2 separate regions of the Mus musculus genome follow, and region 2 is linked to region 1. A link is a contact called in ENCODE Hi-C or POLR2A ChIA-PET data. All regions are on one chromosome and are shown on one strand. The core of a region is the stretch at or near the end of the contact, and the rest is flanking DNA. Distances in the headings are between cores, read along the strand shown.

What was found. Hi-C counts contacts between places; a loop is a spot of excess contacts on that map. ChIA-PET counts read pairs that join two places held with the same protein, here RNA polymerase II (POLR2A).
Region 2: a loop to region 1 is called in a map of heart, with 2.1 times the contacts of the local background. The contact joins two enhancer-like sites. A Hi-C loop is called at or near these places in 1 of 37 maps with a recorded cell type or tissue (heart). POLR2A ChIA-PET finds 5 or more read pairs at or near these places in 2 of 5 experiments (Patski and embryonic stem cell).

The regions. Positions count from the first base shown.
Region 1 is chr14:22,758,978-22,761,987 of GRCm38, forward strand. The region is part of intron 5 of Lrmda (leucine rich melanocyte differentiation associated); the gene reads left to right. The region is part of intron 1 of Gm30926 (a long non-coding RNA gene); the gene reads right to left. Among named protein-coding and RNA genes, the nearest start is that of Gm30926, 41 kb to the right of the region's middle. Within about 2 kb of position 1,359, at least 1 of the 3 ENCODE cell types and tissues checked has a DNase peak (open chromatin) inside an H3K27ac peak, as active enhancers do; it is heart, where a contact is called at or near this core.
Region 2 is chr14:22,808,119-22,810,969 of GRCm38, forward strand. All of the region lies in intron 5 of Lrmda (leucine rich melanocyte differentiation associated), which reads left to right. Among named protein-coding and RNA genes, the nearest start is that of Gm30926, 8.2 kb to the left of the region's middle. Within about 2 kb of position 1,321, at least 2 of the 3 ENCODE cell types and tissues checked have a DNase peak (open chromatin) inside an H3K27ac peak, as active enhancers do; they include heart, where a contact is called at or near this core.

The DNA of each region.
Region 1 (3,010 bases), core at 109-2,608:
TTAAAGAAAAATACTGACAGAACTTTGGAGAGCCACACTATAGTAGAAAAGGAGTGTGTGTGTGTGTGTGTGTGTGTGTGTGTGTGTGTGTGTGTGTGTGTGTGTGTTGGGGGTGGTCCATTCCTCACTCTGAGAAGGTTTCAAAGCTTTTCTTTGGAAGGTTTAAATTTAAGCTTGAAGAAGTGGGGCTGAGGCCCCATTCTTGTCTGGTGGCCATTCTTTCTGATGAATAAATGTGAAGAGTGCTTTGAATCTGGTTTTCCCTCTGATAAGGAATTTTTTTTTCCATGCTGTCTTTTCTTTGCACCTGAAGGAGCACCGAGGGTAAAAAATAGAGGCCTGTTTCCTGTTCCTAACTGGAGCCCTCAGAAGGCTGTCAGAGGAGAGCAGCAACTCTGTGGGATTTATGCCTGGGACCTGTCAGAGTAAAATGATCATAGCAAGCCCTCTCTGCCATCAATCACAGAGGGACCGGGATGGCAAGGACAGGCATTTTTCAAATTTCTTTACTGTGCATATTTAGTTTTGTGCCTGGAGGAGGTCTAACTCCTTTGAACCATTCTTGGAGATTTTTTTTTTTCCCATCAGATGGCAGCTCTGAGAACTACTTAATCTCTCCCAAAGTGCTTCTCTCATTGGCCAGCTGAGAAAAACAGCCAGCAGGTAAAGGGGGGCAAGGTGGCAGGGATAATCCATGGATAAGTTCAGAGAGGAAAAATTTGGGGTTCAGAGCATGGTGGCTCCAACATCTGGGCTGTGGCACTATGCTGTCTGCCTAAGGCTTCCTTCTTCCTCATTTCAGTGTCACATGGTTGTTTAGTAACAAGAACACAGAGCTGACACTGCTGTTCTTATCACTGGGAGAATTCTTCTGTCCCAAACAGCTGTTTCCCACATTTGTCAAGGCAGAGTTTGAAGGGAAGTGGGGTGGCCATTCCTTCCTGCCCATCAGAGAGGTCTGTTTGGTCATGATAACATTCAAGGAGTGCATTTATCCATCTTGCTACTGAAGGTGAAAGGCTAGGGTCACAAAGAGAAAAGACAAGAAGAAACCTGTTGGAAAGGTTTATAAATCCTGCCAGGAGTGCTCTAAACAAGAAAAGGAGCCTGTGGCTGGATGTGTAAAGTCTTGCCACATTGATAGGGACCTGATTCTCCAGACCTAGGAAGCCATCCGTGTAAACAGAGAACTGTTGCTTGAATCAGGTCTGCTTTGGCTTAAAGTCTGAGAAACACATTGCCTTCAAAGTGAATTCTTAGGTGTCACTTCCCATAAGTTATGGCAGAAGATTACAAAGCTACTGATATAACATATTAGTTTGATAGACAGAATTATACCCCCAACGCTTCCTGCTCTCCCCAATGACGCACAGTAACGAGTGTGTCTTGGCAGCTGCCTTGATTTACCACCAGTCTGGGAGGCCAACCGGGAGAAGGAACATTCACATGGATGCAGGGCCTGTGACTGGCCCCAAGCCTAGTTTATAAAGCTGCCCTGTAATTCACCACAAATGTGTCACCATTAAAAGAGGAAAAGAGGATTGCAGATAATAAATACTCTCTAATTTATTAGCTAACAACAAAGAGATCAGAGCCAGTTGTGATGTGATTGTTTGACATAATATTGTCAAGGAAAAAAAAGCTAAGTTGACCAGAGAGGTAAATTACACATTCAAGCAGATACATCAACTCTTGGCTTGTCACAAGCCCAACTAAGCAAAACACCAAACTGAGGAGAGAGCTGGCAGTACTCAGTGCTATTTATCTCTAAAGGAGACATATTCAAGAGCGAGTGAAATAAGACATACTTCTTTTGGACTTGGTCAGAGGCCAGATTTTAACTGTTATAAATTAAATGTTTTGTGAACGAATTTGGCAATTCTCCTTGCTTTTGTCCTGATGGGGAGATGAGCAAGCCTGCTGTTTGTTTGATGCTGATGGTTTGGACAGCTGGGGTGTGGGCTTCTATAGTTGGGTGTTGGGAGGATTCGCAAATTCCTGTAACTAAAGCATGAAGCACAGAACAGTTCTTGAATGTGGTTCTTTGAAAACTTGGTGGCATGGAAATTGTCACCTTTTTTGCTGTGGCTTCCTCCTCTGTACTTTGACATAATCACCTGGGATGCCAGCCGCAGATGCAGGTTCAGAGTAGAGTTATGAGACCTTACTTAGAAGAAGTGTCTGTCTCTCATTCCATCACGGTCTGTAACCAGGAACTAGTTGGAGGCAATCCATAGCCTCTGAGCATTTGCTGTGAGTTACCTTAATGAAGCTGAGAGTCAAGGGAGCCTGTTGGGATGTGGTTTGACATGAGCTGATACCCAGAATGGTTTTCCCAGTCCTGAGTCTAAAAGACAAGCGGTTTCACCTCAGTGAACATTCGCCTTTAAGTCTCACCTGCTAGTTGAACATGGGTTTCTTGAATTTACGTCTCAGTCTTGAGGCAAGGATGGCAGTTGACACCCTGTAGGAAGGTGCAGGAAAATGTTCCATTCTTAGGATATGAATTCAGGGTTGGTGCAGTTAATATGCTGTTAATCGATTTGGATGAGTGGATCTCTGTCTCTCTGCCTATGTCTCTCTGCCTCTCTGTCTCTAGAATTTGGTAGATTAGTAAGACTATAAATATGATGAAAGGCATATAGTGAAAATCTTTGGAAGGAAGAAAGAGAGAGAGAGAGAGAGAGAGAGAGAGAGAGAGAGAGAGACCTGAGTGGTTGAGAATCTTGGGAGGACCTGGGAGACATTGGAAGAGGGGAAAGATAAAGATAATCAAAACATATTATATGAAAATATTTTTCATTAAAATGCTTATTTTATGTAGTTTTAGATTTTGTGTGTGTGTGTGTGTGTGTGTGTGTGTGTGTGTCTATTTAATATGCTGGAGATGGAGGCCAGGGCTTTGTGCATACTGCTGCCCTTTTCATTGCTCTAACACTGACATGTGGTAAGTGACTTCTTGCGTCCAGAGTCCAGCCGAATGGTCCCTTTCTACTGCTGTTAACTTGAT
Region 2 (2,851 bases), core at 71-2,570, 49 kb after region 1:
CTCTCATGTCAAGATACCACCCTATCACGTTTGTGGTGGCTCGTCTGTTGTCACTCAAAGCTAACACTGTCACTTGCCTGTTTCTGTATCCATGCAATCTCCCCTTCCCGGGGGGTTGATTCCCCTTGAAGTGTGGCTGCCATGCTTTCCGTCCTTTGCTGACCTGGGTTTCTTAATGTTCACATTTACTAACACCATTCCGCGTCCTGTTAATGACCTGCACCGACCAGGACAGGATATATAGTATTGCTGTAGACCGGCCGACAGCAGCGACCACAGTCTCTAATCTGCAGCACTGCCAGCTCTAGATTTACATCTCAAATAGGTTACACTACAGCTCCCCCTTCTGCTGACTGAGCCGCGCAGCACGAGGGCTGCATTGCAACCGGGCTCCGTCCCTAATAGCAGTCCTTAAGACCCTGTCTCCTGTCGTTGGAGGATCTGGCAGTGACTAATGGATGCTTCCCTGCACTCCTTTGGTCTTCATTTGGATTAAACATTTTATGATGCATTCATCAAAAAAATCACAGGTTGCAGGAGCAAGAGAGAAGTATAATAAAAGGCAAGCCCAATTAAGTGAGCCGTATGCTGCTTCACTTAGCATGGGGCCCAGTGGCCTCTTGTTGGAGCCCCAGCCCAGCCTGAGGACTCTGAATGCATCTTGGAAGCCACGGGCTCTGCTTTTGTTTCTATCACTTGTGGATCAGGCTGAACCCCGGGAAGGAAGTCTTCTTTTGTTCTAAACAACCTCTGATGACTCCTTTTGGCAAAGTGTGTGCTGTAACTTAAGCCCTTGCATGCAGCAAGAATCAACAGGGCCCTCCTTGAGAAGAGGCTGCCCATGAGGAATGGGGGTTGCAGGACCCTGTGTGTTCCACTCAGTGAGCATCAAGGGCTCTAAAGGGGTTATTTCCCTTAGAAAACAGTGTGCAGTGACTGGGAAGGCTGATACAAATGCTTTGCTACTTTGTTACGTTGTTTTGTTGTTTTATTTTTAACTTATTTTTTACTTTGTTGCTTTGAACCCGTGGAGACTGAAGGATGGTGTTTGTTTAGCATTAAATAAATGTATTTTATCGTGTGACAAGAATTTATTGAGACATTACTATGAGTCAGCTATTCAGGGTTGTGGTGACAAAATGTGTGGGGAGTTTGCAGTATAGCAGGGGACTATCACTAAGGCAGAGCATGCTGGAGAGAAAGCGTCAGGAGAAAGATTATTCTATTCGGTGAAGATCTCCGGATCTCAGGACTGAGCACCTGAAGGAATAGAAAAGCTGCCAGACAGGTTCCTGCTTGCCAAACAAGGGGAGAGGCAAGAGTCAGGCCTGCAAAGAAGGAAAGGCTGTGCCCTGGGGCCTTATTGGCCATGTTCAAAGCTTGAAATTCAGGCCAAACTTTACATGCTGTTTTAAGCAGAAAAGCAACTTTGTCAGATTTCTGTTTTAAAAGAACATTCTAAGGATTATTGCTTCAGCTAGGACTTTTGGGGTAGGCCAGGAACTCAGCCTCTAACTTGTCTATTTGTTTATTTGTTTGGGGACAGACTGTCCTGTATCTTAGGCAGTGCTCAGACTTGCTAGGCGGCCATGATGGTGTGGAACTTCTGATTCCCCTAACCTCGTCTCAAGCACTGGAATTATATGGCCTTGAGGCACCATGCCGGGTTTATGCAGTGCTGGGGACTGAGCTCCAGGCCCCATGCATGCCAGGCCAAGTACTCTGCCAGCTGAGCTTCGTCCTTAGCCCTCAAAGTGAGCTCTCCGGGGTTCTTTGGTGAAGGAAGGCGAGTGCGTGCGAATAGGGAGTTGTGGTGAAAAGCCAGTGGAATTAGTTTCATGCCGACCAAAGCCAGCACCCAGAGTCCCAAAATAAATTTTTTTTTAGTGTCGTTTTTCTCTTGGCTCGTTGTTGTTTCAGTGGGTTCACCTCCCCTTCTGTTTCCTGCCCCTGTGTCATTGGCCTCTCTGGACACCAGGGTGGATACTTGCAAGCTAAACCCAACAAACCCAGGGGTCCTGTGTGTGAATGAAAGGGAACGAACATACGGAGCCTTCTGTTTATGACTGTGGCAAAATACAGTTGAGACAGTCGAGACTTCTGCTGGGACAGAGTGAGGTCAGGAAAAACGTTTAAGAATAGCTTTTATGAATGGAATATGATGGAAAAAATGATCTCCGAAGCTCACCCTTCCTCCTCTCGCCTTAGTTCCTTCCTTCCTTCCTTCGCCTTTTCTTTCATTTACAAAGTTTGACATCAGGTTTTCCCTAAGTACCACACACATCCTAGAATAGGATTTCCCACAAAGGAAGCCTCCAGGCCTCCTTGTGTCCCTTCAGACCAGGGTGGATTACAGATTTGAAGACTTGAGAGGTGTATGGGGAGGTTTCTTTAGGAAATGCAGCTTTGAAACAATGCTACACCCCCCCACCCCCACCCCTGCCTCTGGCCACAGGAAGAAAGAAGTTGCTGTAATAATTAGAAATACTACATGACAGACTTAATCGTGTTGATACTTGGTCATTTCCCAAGCTGGATTCAGCTGCTTAGATCTGGTCTCTCTCAAGGAAACAGCTTTACACATACATGTTTAGATGAGTGGAACTTTTAGTGTCAACAACTGTTGATAGTATGGAGCAAATCAAGATGGCCTCTTTCCAGAATAGCTTTATGATTGATTATCACATCATTTAGGGAAAAAAAAAAACCTAAAAACTGAAAGGAAAACATATTTTGAAGGCTATTTTCAAACAACTCTTCTATGATTTCATTTGCTACCATTTTCTTGATTCTGTTCCAAGCTGAACAGGGCTGTGTAATAAAAAGCCAACAGCATGAAACTTGGAGTTAA